Regions from separate parts of the Homo sapiens genome. Here all the other regions are linked to region 3. The links are chromatin contacts, found by Hi-C or POLR2A ChIA-PET in ENCODE. All regions are on one chromosome and are shown on one strand. The core of a region is the stretch at or near the end of the contact, and the rest is flanking DNA. Distances in the headings are between cores, read along the strand shown.

Region 1 (2,700 bases), core at 187-2,686, 850 kb after region 3:
GGTGGATCACGAGGTCAGGAGTTCAAGACCAGCCTGGTCAAGATGGTGAAACCCCATCTCTACTAAAAATATAAAAATTGGCTGGGTACAGTGGCTCACACTGTAATCCCAGCACTTTGGGAGGCTGAGGCGGGCAGATCATGAGATCAGGAGATCAAGACCATCCTGGCTAACATGGTGAAACCCCGTCTCTACTAAAAATACAAAAAAAATTAGCCAGGCGTGATGGTGCATGCCTGAAATCCCAGCTACTTGGGAGGCTGAGGCAGCAGAATCGCTTGAACCCAGGAGGCGGAGGTTTCAGTGAGCCAAGATCGCGCCACTGCACTCCAGCCTGGGCGACAGAGCGAGACTCTGTCTCAAAAAAAATAAAATAAAATAAAAATTAGCAGGGTGTGGTGACGGGTGCCTGTAATCCCAGCTACTCGGGAGGCTGAGGCAGAGAACTGCTTGAACCTGGGAGGCGGAGGTTGCAGTGAGCTGAGATTGCCCCACTGCACTCCAGCCTGGGCGACAGAATGAGACTCCATCTCAAAAAACAACAAAAAAAAAAAAATAAAAAAAAAGGGTGACTAGGGGAGGAAATGAGTGGTAAAATGGCAGTATCTTACCTGTCGAGGTTAGGCACAGGAACCAGCAAAGTGGAGGAGGTAGTCTGAGGCCCATCTGGGCTGGTGGACTTAGGAGTCACCCTCCAGAGGCTAGGTCCCAGTGTACGGGGAAGAGCTGTACAGAACAACCAAAACTCAGGCACCTCAACAAGAACCCAGGAATCACTGTCATCTGCCTCAGCAGAGGTTCTTAAACATGGATACACATGGGAATCTTTTATCTACTACAGATTCTAGGGTAGTACCCCAGAACCAATAAACTAAGATTTCTCAGGGTAGAGCATCCACGTTTTTTAAAAGCGCCCATGTGATTCTGCTGGTCTCCTGTGGATGCCAACCACTGTTCTAAGATGACCAAACGTTCATACATATACTCTCACTAATGTTTGGGGCTCTTTGACTCTAAACCTCTCCTCTCTTCACTGGCTATGCCTACTCCATTGGCCCCTAATCCTCTTTCATTCATTCAGTCCACCATCTCCTGCCATTGGACTCCTCCCCCTCCCAACAGTCCTACCAACTTCTTGGACTCCACCCTCTTCTAGCTAGGCCCATCCACATCTCAAATTCCAGCAGCCCCTGACTTCCCCGCCCTCTTTCAAGCCCCGCCTTCCTTGGCTCTAACCCGGCCCACGATCGCTTCGGCTGTTTCCTCGGGCCCGCCCCCACTCCAGTTCGGTCTTTGCGGCCCAGAGTGACGCTGGTTGCTTGGACGTCCCTTACCTCGGCCCAGGAGTCCCGGGAGGCGCCACATGTCGCTGCCAGCACCACAGAGAGCTCGCAGCCGAAAGCGCGAGACCAACCCTTGGGACAGCGGCTAGAAAGGCCGCCGCGATGCCCCGAGTGGCCGAGTACCCGAGGAAGCTCTGAGCTGGCCAATTAGAAGGGAGCCCGGCCGGAAAGACGGCGCTGCAGAGAGGAAGTGCAGGGCGGAGGCGTATTCGGGGCCAGCGGGGCGGTGACGTGCGGCAAGGGCATGGGGATGTGGGCCCAGGCTTCCGTGGGGGATGTCCTTGGCGTTCCCAAGCCGAGGCAGGGGACCGCAGGTGGCGAAGCGAGCCACCCGGAAGCGGGACCTTCGGGAAGTGGGGCTGGAGCGGCTTCAGGGAAGTAAGAGGACCTTGCAGACCGTGAGGCCGCGAACCAGGAAAGGCTTCTCCAGGCCCTAGGCTTGAGGAAGTGGGAGTAACCAGGCTCCATGGGCGGAGGAGAGGACCCCCGGGGTCCCACAAATGAAGCCAGTAGGCCGGGCTTCCGTCCAAGGCCACCTGCCTGGAGATGCCAGGCCAGGGCCCGACTGCGTAGGCGATGAGAAACCGCACAGGGCAAGGCTTTGATTCTGGGTTCTAGCTCCGGTCCAGCTTTATCTCACTGTGCAGCTTCATGCCAACCCCTTACCTTGTCGGGGCCCCAATACGCGCCAGATAGGGTCAAATGGAATGACTGGCCTGACAAGCTGAGATTCTTGGGTAGCTCCTTTCAAAATACCTGAGACACCACCCGCGCCCTATTAGAACCCTCGTCTTCAGACGTGGCAAAAGTTATGTATGTGTTTGTTCTTTTGTGGAAAAGAATAGTTCCGTCTGGTCCCGGTGGCTCACGCCTGTAATCCCAGCACTCTGGGAGGCCGAGGCGGGCGGATCACCTGAGGTCAGGAGTTTGAGACCAGCCTGGCCAACATGGTGAAACCCTGTCTCTACTAAAAATACAAAAATCAGTTGCGCGTGGTGGTGGGCGCCTGTAATCCTAGCTACTCTGGAGGCTGAGGCAGGAGAATTGCTTGAACACGGGAGACGGGAGGTTGCAGTGAGCCGAGATCGCGCCTGGGCGACAGAGTGAGACTCCATCTCAAAAAAAAAAGGAAAAAAAAATAGTTCCTTTCACCACATTTGAATCCGTGAAATAACGGAGCTTACATTCAAGTATAAGATGTTTAGATTTCCTCCCTATCCCCTTCCTCCAGGTATGTGACTTTAAGGTGAGTGGAAGTTGCTACCTGGGGTAAAAGTGTACTGGGGGCACCTACTTTTAGACCGAGGCATGTGGCTTGAAAGTTGTATTAATATGTTAGACAACTTTTTTTTTTCTT
Region 2 (2,700 bases), core at 101-2,600, 660 kb after region 3:
AAACAAACCAGTAACCGGCCGGCCGCACCAGGGTTAATCTACGTTTTCATCGTACTGGCTGGCTTTCCTTACTTCTAAAATATAAAATTGTAGATCGTCTAAGATAGGACATTTTATTTGATAAAAGGAGGATTGACATCTGTATGCACCGAAAGCATCTGAAACATGACAAACACAAGCCGTTATTTGCGGTTCCAATCAACATCAGTTTACCACCTGGCTCAATTCCCACCATTACTGTATGTTAGATTAACACTTCCAAAAACCCTGCAGAAGGTCTCTAAATTTCCTGGGGGAACTTAGCTACAGACGCGGAGTGAAACAAGCAGCTCTTTTCCCTGGGGCCTCAATGTATTAAATCAAACCCGAGAAAATGATCCAATCATTTCCTATACATTTCCTCCCCAGCTATGCCATCAAATCTCTTAAAACGTCACTTCCAAGCATTTAAAATACACCCGGCACACGCCCTGCAGACTTCATCGTAGCTCTCCCTTTTGGGGCATCACCACAGCCAAACATCGCCTCTTCCAAATCTACTGCAAACTGCGGGCTTGTCTCTTGCTTCATTTTTTACTTTTGTCTTAAAACGGAGGCGAGGGGGATGGGTTTCGACAAACTAGGCTCTGAAACCCTGAGCAATAGCATCTTGCTGTGGGGAGCTATCGGCAGCAGCAGAGATTTTAATCTTTTCTCTCCACCCAGTTTCCGTTTCATGCTTTTTTCTTTCTTTCTTTTCCAATGACATCAAACCAAAGGTGGAAAAATGAAAAACGAATGCCTCAGATCGATGCCGCCTGTGGGTCGCGGGTTCTGACTCAGGGACCCGCCCGCCCTGGGAAATGCGGGAAACGAGGCCGGGAGGAGGACTTTCCACCGCCGGAGTCCCACCTGGGGTCGCAGACGGGCAGGCCGGGCCCGTGGCAGCCTCGAATCCGAGCCCGGGGCCCGACCCGCCCCTCCAGGCCCAGCGCGGCCTGCCAAGCCCCGGCGTCGAGTTGGCCGCGGGCCGGCCAGAGAGGCCTGAGGCGGCCAGCGGGCAGGGCAGAGCCAGGGACCGGAGTTCGGGGCTGGAGTCGGGCGCCGCTTACCTGCTGGTACCGGCTGCCGCAGGCCGGCTCGACCGCCGCCAGCGCCGCCAACGCCAACGCCATGGCGCAGCCGGCAGCAGGGAAGCAGAGCGAGCGAGCGAGCTAGCTGAAGGGGCGCGGCCGCTGCGGCTTGGGAGCGCTGGGAGGCCGAGGGGGACGCGCCTTGGGTGGGTCTCGATGGCCGCCGCCGCTCCCGGGCGAGACGCTCTTCTCAGGCTGTAAGCACCGCCGCCGCCGCCGAGGCTCCGACGCGGCCCCTGGGGAAGAGGCGGGGACTACGACGACGGCGCTGCGCCGCCGCCCCACCCCCGACTCGCGCCGCCCTGCCCGGCCCGGCCCGGCCTAGCCTAGTCCTGCGCCGCCGCCCCGAGGTGCACCGGCCCTGGTGTAGTTGCTCCGACGACCTGAGCCTCCGAGGCTCAAGTGTTGTATTCGATTCCACTAAAAACGAATTACTAACAGGCCAGCCCAAAGCAAGGGCGATGCTGCTGATGAGCACCTCGTGCCAAGCACTGAGCTTCACCTACGTGCCCTCATCCAGCCTTCAGCACAACCGCCCTGACGCAGGGACCACAACCCCATTCTCGAGGTCGTTGGCAACCAGAGAGGTTGACAATCTTCACAGCAGCGACCTGATCCCTCGTGTCTGGCAGCAGAATCGTGGTTCTTATTCACTCCCTTCTTTTATCTGCCGTACTCATAAACCAGGGGTCAGCCAGCGACAGGGAGGGGGCCAAATCCGGTCTGCCACCATGACTGTGAAAAGTACATGAAATTCAAGTTTCAGTGTCCATAAATAAAGTTTTATTGGAACACAGCAGCACCCATTTGTTTGGTATGGCCTGCAAACCCTATAATACTTGCTATCTGACATTTTACAGAAAAAGTTTGCTAACCCTAAATCCTTGAGAACTGCTTGGATCTCAAATCCTACTTAGGGTGGATGATTATAATAGCATCCTCATGTTTATGCCATCCTTTAGTATTTTAACAGCCTCATCTGCGGAATCGGAAACAATATTTTCCAAAAAAGCTCCCTGACTCGGTGACATGAAGTCAAAACTTGAAGGGTTTGGCCATGCTAAAGGCTTTCCCGACCACAGGAACAGGTGCAAAGGGCGGTCCAGAGAGAGATTGTCTTGTGGAAGAACAGAAAGGAGGCTGGCATAGCTGCCATATAGGAGATACAATTATCAGTGTTTCACAGATGAGGAAGTTATGCCCAAAGAAATTAAATATCTCACCCAATGACACAGAGCTACTAAGGGGTGAAGCTGGAATACAACTCCATTAAGCCAGCTTTCTTACCCAGTATTGCACAACTAAATTATAAGCTTTGTGAAGACAAGAGTATTTGTCTTTTAAATCTTATTACCTCCCAATGCCATGTAGCACAGTATAGCTATATAGCAGGCTTGCAAGGTCTGTTTCTTTCACACCCAGCCATCTGCAATTGCTTCTACCCACATGTCCTACAGAGAAAAACAAAATCTTCCATCTCTGAAGCTTGTTGCAATTCCCATTTCTTCTTCATTGCCTTTCCAAGTTGGCAGTGTAGAGGTTATATTAATATGATTATTGTCTTAGCTTCTAATTTTGAAGTTTAGTT
Region 3 (2,700 bases), core at 168-2,667:
TACCAAAAGGAAAAAACGCAAAAATGGTTTTACAAAAGGTCCAAGAATCTTTGAAATACGTTTGAACTTCTTTCTGAGAATTATGGATATTCCTTCTCAGACCTTTACAAGGATAACGGAAGAGGTAAAAAGGAGAGCTTGGGAGCAGGAGAGGGAGAGAGTTGGGATATGTACATTCTATTTTTAAACCCTCGCCCACAGTTTAGAGTAAAGGAACACTCTGATTCTCTACTCCCACCCCTATCACCTTCTGCTAAACACAAGAATCAGAACCTGCGCACGTACTGATTCCAGATTTAGAGATTACTGGCTGCCAATACTCCAAGGAATCGCAAGCTAACCAAGCATTCCACCCAGGGAACCCGGCGGCCTGACTAGGCTGGAGCTGCGTACAGGGAGCGAAGCAGTCACAACCCACCTTTTCCCAAGGGGAGGCAGCGCCCCCTCGGCAGGGCACGCTCCATTCTCACGGTTGGGCACTCAAGGCTGAGCAACTCTGCCCCTAAGGGAGCTGGAGCTGTGGACACGATGGGATCTGCCCGCTGGCTGCGGCGCGCTCGGCACTCTGGCCCCACTGCTGGGACACCTGCGTGCCGCGCACGCCCACGCCCACCCGCGCTGCCCCAGAGCACCACCCGCGCTGGGTCACCTCCCGACCATCCCTGAACGCAAAAGGCGGAGCGACGGGTCTCTCTCTTCATCTGATGGTTGCTGGTTCGCCCGCTTTACGTATCCTTCCTGCCTCGGAGGCGTCGACACCCGTCCCCCAGTGTACCGGGAGCAGAAACCCGGCAGACGCGCGGGCAACCCGGGCTAAGCGCCACCTCCCAGTTCCTCCCGCCCCGGAGCCGCGTCCCCGAGGGGCTCGGGACACTCACTCTTGAGCGCGCTTATGAGTGACTTCCCGTCCTTGATGAGCTCCTTGATGAATTTGTTGGTCTTGTCCAGCTCTGCTTCGTGCGACTTGAGCGTCTCTCGGAAGTGCGGACTATCGAGGCAGCAGTCGCTGAACTCGAGCGCTGGGAGCCCCATGGTGCGCGCGGCGCCCAGCCGGGGGGCGCGCCTCCGCCGGGGCCCGGGCCGCCCGCCGCCCAGAGCACTCACGCGGCGGGACCCCGGCCGGCTCCCCCGACGGCCGCCGGCTCCACAGGTGTGGCGCTGGCTCACTCCGCGCGCGGTGTCCGCCGGCGCGCAAGACTCCCGAACCGAGCTCGGACCCGGCCGAGGTGCTGCTGTTCCGGGCGCGGGCAACGGAGCGGATCGCGAGCAGGAAACGCAGCGCGGACCCGCAGCGGCGCCGGGAAGCGAGCGAGCGGGCGAGCGAGTGCAGACGCCGCCTCCCCGCCTCCTTCGCTAGCTAGCTCTCGGCAGCCTCGAGCGCCCTCTCACAGCAGCCTCGGCCGCCCCGCCGGTGTCTGGGCCGCTCGAACCTGCTAGCGATGACTTAATCCCCGCCGGGCCAATCAGCGCACCCTCCCCTGCCCGACCCTCAGGCCGCCCGAGGACGCCCGGCCCTTCCGCGGTCTTGATCCAATCAAAGGGGCCTGGAGGCAGGGTCTGCGGCTGGGGGCGTGGCCCTCGCCAACGCCTAGGTCCGCAGCGCAAACTCCGCCTCCTCTTGCCCTCCCAGCGTTGCAGACCCCGAAACCTAGGGGTGAGCGTTGCTGTGCACCCGCCCCCGCTACCTTGCCCGCCTGCTCCAGCCCGAATCCGAGCCACGCATGGCGAGTCTGCTGGTCCTGGGGGCCGAAGAGCCTCGATGTGCCAAGCATGAAAAACCTGGGGACTAGGGCTGCAGTTCACCACCGCCTGCCCTGCACTGCGGGGCAACCGATTTTACACTCAAAATACAGCCCCCTGCTCCGGGAGAATCCCGAGCGACCAAACGCTCCTCTTCCAGTCAGGCAGAAAAATGTTATTTGCATCTTAAAATTACCAGCTCTTGCCTGCAGTCTTCCCGCCCCCTACGGTCCGTCCCCCTCACGGCCACTCCTGCTCAGAACCCGCCCACGGTTCCCCTCAGCCGAAGGAGCTCACATCATTACTAGAATTTCAGCCGCCTGTTATTTTCCTGCTCTGCATCTAGCACAATTTTACATAATAAGATGACAGTCTACTGCCTGTCATCCTTCGCTACACGGTAAGCCCCACGAGGGCAAGTGCCCCTGCAATTTTCTTGTCCGCTGTTGCATCCTGGCACCTAGCACAGTGGCTGGCATTTAATAACAGATATTGAGCACTTACTATGTGCTGTGTGTGCTACGGTGATTGATAAATGTAGAATAAATGAATGGATCCTTTCCCAGAGCCATCTCCACCTCCCACGCCCAGTGCGTTGCCCTGTAGTCCCTCTGTTCGACCGCAGGACTCAATTCTGGCATCTCACTCGTTGCACTTGTCAGGCTGGGTCCCACAGGGTGTCTAGTGCTGAATTGTTAACTCCTGGAGGATAGGGACTGTCCTTGAATAAATTATCTCTATGTCTAGGAACCAGCAGCCCTCCTTCAGCTACGTGGGGGCTTCATGTTTGTTTGGGTTGGTTTGTTTTTTAAATAGGTCTGCTATGTGCAGGCACTAGCCTAGATGGTAAGAATACAAAGATGAATAACAGAATGAATTTAGCTGCTGGTGGTATTAGGTGAGATGGAAGCAAACAAGCGATAACCATGCCTTGTGATAGGATAGAAGGCCTGGGTGCTT
Region 4 (2,700 bases), core at 78-2,577, 830 kb before region 3:
AGAACTACTTTAAAACAAAACCATGTACAAGCCTATCCATATTCTTTCAGTTTCATTGTGGCTGGATACTATGTTGCCTTGAATTTTACCTGTTACTTGCCCAGCTTCTGGATTTCCAGTATCAGAACATTAGAGGTTCATATTTTCCATACAAAAATAGAAAAAGTCATAATGGCGTGAAAGTCCCTGGGAGATTCACCCTTTCTTCTAGTGTGGTGTCTCAGCAAGTTCCCAGGCATATCACAGGATGGGAAGGATGGGGAAATACTCACCTAGGGCACTTACAAGGAGATAAGAATGGGAGGGCAGAGGGAGTTGGTCACCACGCTTGAACAAAGGGAGAAAAATATGTACACCTCTCATGAGTCATCAGTGAAAGTATCCAGCATGCTCAGGGGGCCTCCTGAACTTTGAAACTTGGATTTAATCCAGACATGAAATATGGAAAGTCACTCTTTATGCAATGCTTTCATCACCACCTCCGTTTTGCCTCTCTTTCATCTCAGTTAAGAGATACAAGACAGGTTCTTGTAATGACTGCCTGTGATTGCCATGCTAACAAAACTATTTACATGGAAATTAGGAATCCCATGTAGAATTCCAGAATCAAAGGTCCTGTGGATATGGTAATCAAGAAAATGTCTTTATATCCACATTATTGTGCCCATATGGTTATGATGCCATCTGGGTGCTAATTCTAATGCTATTCTTTCATGAGATGTTTAATAGTGCTCAATATTATTGACTGTTTAGTAGGCAGTAGAATTAGAGTTCCAATTATATGAGGTCATAGCACTGGCTACATGAGTGACCAGAAAGATGACTTACAGGGATTCCAGAAAACACACACACACACACACACACACACACACACACGCGTACACATGCACGTACACATACATGTATGCACTCATCAGGTAACTCTTTAAAAATTACTTAAATTCCTGATGAAGAGGCTACCACTTCTAAACTAATAAATGTCATGTGGACAGATATCTCCTTAGTAGCTGGGCTCATGCCATCCCTGCCCAGAAAAGGGGGCTAGAATCCCACAGAAAAAGCAGAAGATTATGCCCTCTTAGGAACTATAGTCCATCCTCCCAAGGTTTTTTTCCCCTTTAAGCAAATCCTCCTCACAAAAGAAAGATATGTTTATTTGTATTTTCAGTTAAGTTGACTATTTATTCACATTTCCTGCTGATGAGTCATTTATGCAGTTTACTGAAAAAAATAAATTGGTCACTAAAGCACTGCAAAATTAGGGTTCAAAGACGCAAAACTGACGTAAGCATCAAATAGGTACAGGTTAAGAATTTAATCAGCAAATAGATCAGTCAGCACGCTAGGACAGTACTCACACAAAGACTGGGTTTTGTTTAATTCTTTTCCAAGGGATCAGCACAGCCAGCCTGTCTGGAGCACCTCTGTTGGTTTTGCTCATCAGATACTTGTAAACAGAGCAAACACAGATATTTGATCAAGAAACCAAACCCCACATGCCTGGAATCAAGTGTGAGAAAATATCTTGGGCTTACTCCCATGATGCCTGTGTAAAAGTCGCACCGTTTGTCTGTAAATAAAAGGCCTGAGTTTAGCAGAAGATCATAGGAAAATGCAGCAAATGCACCATGTTTACAATGTGCAAAGGCAGAGAGAAGCATCAGTTCTCAGCATGAGATTGTTGGTTATGCCTGTGGGGGAGCAGATGGGAGATCACTATTGATCTCTAAAGTAGCTGGGTCAGCCAGACATGTTGGCTCATGCCTGTAATCCCAATAATTCAGGAGGCCAAGGTGAGAGGACTGCTTGATCCCAGGAGTTCAAGATTACAGTCAGCTGTGATTGCACCACTGCACTCCAGCCTGGGCAACAAAGCGAAATGTGGTCTTTTTTAAAATAAACAAATAAAATGTAAAAGTGGCTGGGCCTGTGCTCCATATACAGACTCATTTGCCCTCTTCTCAAGAACTCATCTGCTTTTAAAACTGGAGGATGATTGTTATTTTTATTTCTTCTTCTGGATACATTTTTAACCAACGTTAGAAAAATCAACCAGAGAGACAAATATCCATATACATACAGTAGCTTCACTAAAATATCTAGGATGGTCGAAACTGTCACCAAGGAGCCTTAGAAATGGATATTAATAACATGTACTTACCATGTGCTAGGCACCACATATATTACCTGTGTTAATTAATCCTCAGAACCATGGAAGAGTTACCATTATTATTCTCAACTCATGGATGAAGAAAATGAGACATAGCTTTGCCAACATTCACAGCAAATAAAGGGTGGCCCATCTTGACTCCAAGTTCAAGGTCTTAGCCACTACTTTGCTGACGCCCATTGAAGATGAATCAAGCACACCTGCACCATATCCAGCTGGTTGTATTATATCCAGTCCTTCTTATTTTGCAAAGAACCAATTCTCCAAATTAAAAGTCTCTTAATATCACCCTAAATCTACAATCCATAAAACACACCTTTGATTTGTCATATACATTTTCTTTAATGAACAAAGACAAAACTTTGAAATTTTGTTCAATTGTTTGAAACAATGACCTCCACATGTTGCCTAACCTAACAGATGAAGTGAAACAATCATTTTATAGCTCCAGTTCTTTATCTGCTATTACAGCCTCCAGCGTTTAACAAACTGTCACAATGTAAATCCCACAAGGTTCTCTAGAGCTCACA
Region 5 (2,700 bases), core at 1-2,500, 920 kb after region 3:
CTGGCGCTGCGAGCACAATCCCGTTGATTTGTAATGATTTCTGTCTCTTTCTGTCTTTCTCTTTCTCTGACCCCCCCACCCCCACCCCCACCCCCCCCCACCCCGCCGCGAGCATGCGCAGGCACCGCCCCTACCCCCTCCGGTTCGGTTCGTTTCCGGTTTGTTTGCTGAGCTGTCAATGAAAGACCCGTGTAATTATTCCCGAGCTTTACAATAAAAGTGTGAAAACCGGACCCCACTCAGCTTCTTCCGGGTCCTCGGGCCTGCGTCCCGTGGAGAGTGGGAGCTAAATCTGGAGGCCTTGGAGAGGGCTGGGGGACGCGAGGGACAAGAGACTGAGACCCGCACTGGTATTAATCGGGGATGGGGTCGAGCTGACGCGTTCTGAGGATAGACTCCTAGTCCGTACACCTCAAAGTGACCCCTGCCGGATCCTCTGGGCCCGACCTGCTGTGGGCACCCCCTCCCCGCAAGAACTCAGGTGCAGGATGGGGTGGGAGGTGACCGCAGGAGAGGTTTTGTGCTGCGCTGCCTTCTTCCCCGGGCGCCCGCAGGACGTGCAGTCGTTCCCGGGTGTATCCATTCCCGCTCCCCACTCTTTGGCAACGAGTGTGAATTGCGGAACTGGATAGGATAAGGGGCGGGAGACATCTGTCTGTCTGCCGCGTTCTCCCACGCTCAGGAACGAGGGTTGGAAGTCGATTTAGGGGAAAGGAACCGAAAAGGTCTCAGCCTCGGTCTCCGACTGCGCTCCCCTCCCCCCTTCCGGGCTCGACCGGCCCCGGCCTCCTCCGTCCGGCTCCCGGGTAAACACCCGCTCCGGAGAGGTCGGAAAACAGAGACCGGATCAGCCGGTTCCTGGCCCCGCCTCCCGGGGCGTTGCTCCCTCCTCCGCCCCTCCCCACCCCCACACCCGCCCAGCGTCGCGCGCTTTTGCTCGACCCGCGCCCTAGCTCCCTAGGCCGGTACTGTGTGGGCCTCGCTCCGGACCCCGGGGTCGGTCCAGCCGCTGGGATTAGCCGACCGCAGGGACTAATCCCGGATGAGCCTCGTGTAAACCCGGATCGACAGCGGGGACGGCGGGGGTTGCTGGCACCCCTTCATCCGTTCCCAGACGCGGAGCATCACGGGGCATAGAGCCCACCCCGAGGCTCCTTGCTGCTTTCGGAGAGACCCGAGTTGGATCTGCAGTTGGGGGCGTGGCGGGGCAGGAGATGAAGAACGCAGGGCCGGGATCTGACGCGCCGAGAGCCTGGCGCGGGGTGACTGGGGTGTGGGGCGGAAAGGCAGAGATCTCTCGGGCAGTACTTGAATCTACCGGCTTAGGTCAGCTCCCTACTCAGTCTACAACCGAAGCCCCCTACCTATCCTCCAGTTACAGAATCACAGACCCTCCCCCTACCAGTGGGTGTGGCAACCCTTCCTAAACCTGAGGCCTCACCTCATTAGGAGAGGCGCTGAATCAGCGGGGGAGGGGCCCGCATTGTCTCCACCCCTGACTTGACCCCACAGTGAAGGGTGAGGAGTTCCTTCTGTTAAGGCCTAGCCCAGGAAAAGATGTCTGGAGTTAAGGAAGTTGGAGGAGATGTGGTGGCCGACTGGGTACCAGAATCCTGTCACTGGTTGATTAACTCATTCTACAAACATTTCCTGAGCCCCTCCCATGTGCCAGACCGGCACAGGGTACTGGACCCCAAGAATGACACACAGTCTCTGTGGGAAAGGCAGACAGGTAAACAATGACCACATCTTGTGTTCGGCCCTGCCTTGAGCCGGAAATTCTGGCAGGAGACCTAAAGGCGCTGTCCTCTCCAAAGTCTAGAGGCTTTCTGGAAGGGGTGGTGCCAGAGCTGAGTTTCAAAGGGCAAATGAGGGATAGGCTACTGAGGAAGGGGTCAGCCTTGCAGGCTGAGGAGGAGTATGTGCCAGGGTCTGGAGGTGGAGGAGGAGGTGAGGTGGCTCAGGAGGGCAGGAGAAGTTGGAGAAGAAGGCAGGGGCCAGAACTAAGGACCTGCTGGTCAACTTAAAGTGCTTGGATTGAGGGGTTGGAGAGGAGCCATTTACAGATTTTAAGCCTGTAAAAGAAAAGGTCAGATTTACATTCTTCCAGATTCTGTGTTCCTCCCTTCCCTGCCCCAGGTTTCTCTGGGGATGCCTGGGTTGGGAGTGGAGATACACAGGCAGACAGGAAGAGGAACCAGGTGCAGTTTAGGCTGGTTAAGAATGGTCCCTGGCTGGTCGCGGTGGCTCACACCTGTAATCCCAGCACTTTGGGAGGCCGAGGTGGGCTGATCACGAGGTCAGGAGTTCGAAACCAGCCTGGCCAACATGGGGAAACCCCATCTCTACTAAAAATATCAAAATTAGCTGGGCACGGTGGTGCGCACCTGTAATCCCAGCTACTTGGGAGGCTGAGGCAGGAGAATCATTTGAACCCGGGAGGCAGAGGTTGCAGTGAGCCGAGATTGTGCCACTGCACTCTAGCCTGGACAGCAGAGCAAGACTCCATCTCGGAAAACAAACAAAAGAATGGTCCCCACTTTCCATCAAACTTGGAGTCAGAGAGACCTACGTTAGAAATTTGGCTGTACTTATTTCTAGTGGCATGACCTTGGGTAGGTGGCTGAGCCTCAGTTTCTTCCTCTGTAAGGTGGGGATAATAGTGCTTACCATCACCAAAGGTTATTGTGGGGCTTCAAT

Evidence for each region. Hi-C counts contacts between places; a loop is a spot of excess contacts on that map. ChIA-PET counts read pairs that join two places held with the same protein, here RNA polymerase II (POLR2A). Pooled maps may share reads with other maps.
Region 1: a map of CD4-positive, alpha-beta T cell shows a loop between it and region 3 (5-fold over the local background). The contact joins the promoter of DELE1 here to the promoter of ARHGAP26 in region 3. A Hi-C loop is called at or near these places in 2 of 168 maps with a recorded cell type or tissue (CD4-positive, alpha-beta T cell and naive thymus-derived CD4-positive, alpha-beta T cell), 2 of 37 single-sample maps with no recorded cell type and 7 of 50 pooled maps. POLR2A ChIA-PET finds 5 or more read pairs at or near these places in 1 of 52 experiments (activated CD4-positive, alpha-beta T cell).
Region 2: a map of naive thymus-derived CD4-positive, alpha-beta T cell shows a loop between it and region 3 (7-fold over the local background). The contact joins the promoter of NDFIP1 here to the promoter of ARHGAP26 in region 3. A Hi-C loop is called at or near these places in 1 of 168 maps with a recorded cell type or tissue (naive thymus-derived CD4-positive, alpha-beta T cell) and 7 of 50 pooled maps. POLR2A ChIA-PET finds 5 or more read pairs at or near these places in 1 of 52 experiments (activated T-cell).
Region 4: a loop to region 3 is called in a map of OCI-LY7, with 10 times the contacts of the local background. The contact joins the enhancer-like site here to the promoter of ARHGAP26 in region 3. A Hi-C loop is called at or near these places in 1 of 168 maps with a recorded cell type or tissue (OCI-LY7) and 4 of 50 pooled maps. POLR2A ChIA-PET finds 5 or more read pairs at or near these places in 1 of 52 experiments (OCI-LY7).
Region 5: a pooled map shows a loop between it and region 3 (9-fold over the local background). The contact joins the enhancer-like site here to the promoter of ARHGAP26 in region 3. A Hi-C loop is called at or near these places in 1 of 37 single-sample maps with no recorded cell type and 5 of 50 pooled maps. POLR2A ChIA-PET finds 5 or more read pairs at or near these places in 1 of 52 experiments (WTC11).

What each region holds. Positions count from the first base shown.
Region 1 is chr5:141,922,607-141,925,306 of GRCh38, reverse strand. It overlaps DELE1 (DAP3 binding cell death enhancer 1), which reads right to left and starts at 1,436. Exons shown (of 12, transcript NM_014773.5): 1 at 1,335-1,436; 2 at 612-726. The coding sequence starts at 1,365. RefSeq lists an enhancer at 1,042-1,555.
Region 2 is chr5:142,107,429-142,110,128 of GRCh38, reverse strand. NDFIP1 (Nedd4 family interacting protein 1) reads right to left here and starts at 1,350. Exons shown (of 8, transcript NM_030571.4): 1 at 1,092-1,350. The coding sequence starts at 1,154. RefSeq lists silencers at 921-990, 1,061-1,190, 1,251-1,520 and an enhancer at 1,098-1,599.
Region 3 is chr5:142,769,094-142,771,793 of GRCh38, reverse strand. It overlaps ARHGAP26 (Rho GTPase activating protein 26), which reads right to left and starts at 1,417. Exons shown (of 23, transcript NM_001135608.3): 1 at 879-1,417. The coding sequence starts at 1,032. RefSeq lists an enhancer at 1-778 and silencers at 1,074-1,193, 1,204-1,613.
Region 4 is chr5:143,594,103-143,596,802 of GRCh38, reverse strand. All of the region lies in intron 3 of LOC105378209 (a long non-coding RNA gene), which reads right to left. Among named protein-coding and RNA genes, the nearest start is that of MIR5197, 84 kb to the left of the region's middle. RefSeq lists a cis regulatory region at 405-418 and enhancers at 340-484, 305-599, 363-1,562. Within about 2 kb of position 1,327, at least 9 of the 41 ENCODE cell types and tissues checked have a DNase peak (open chromatin) inside an H3K27ac peak, as active enhancers do; they include OCI-LY7, where a contact is called at or near this core.
Region 5 is chr5:141,847,926-141,850,625 of GRCh38, reverse strand. No RefSeq gene overlaps it. Among named protein-coding and RNA genes, the nearest start is that of PCDH1, 29 kb to the left of the region's middle. RefSeq lists a silencer at 701-950 and enhancers at 601-1,157, 1,511-1,600, 1,716-2,272. Within about 2 kb of position 1,250, at least 40 of the 41 ENCODE cell types and tissues checked have a DNase peak (open chromatin) inside an H3K27ac peak, as active enhancers do.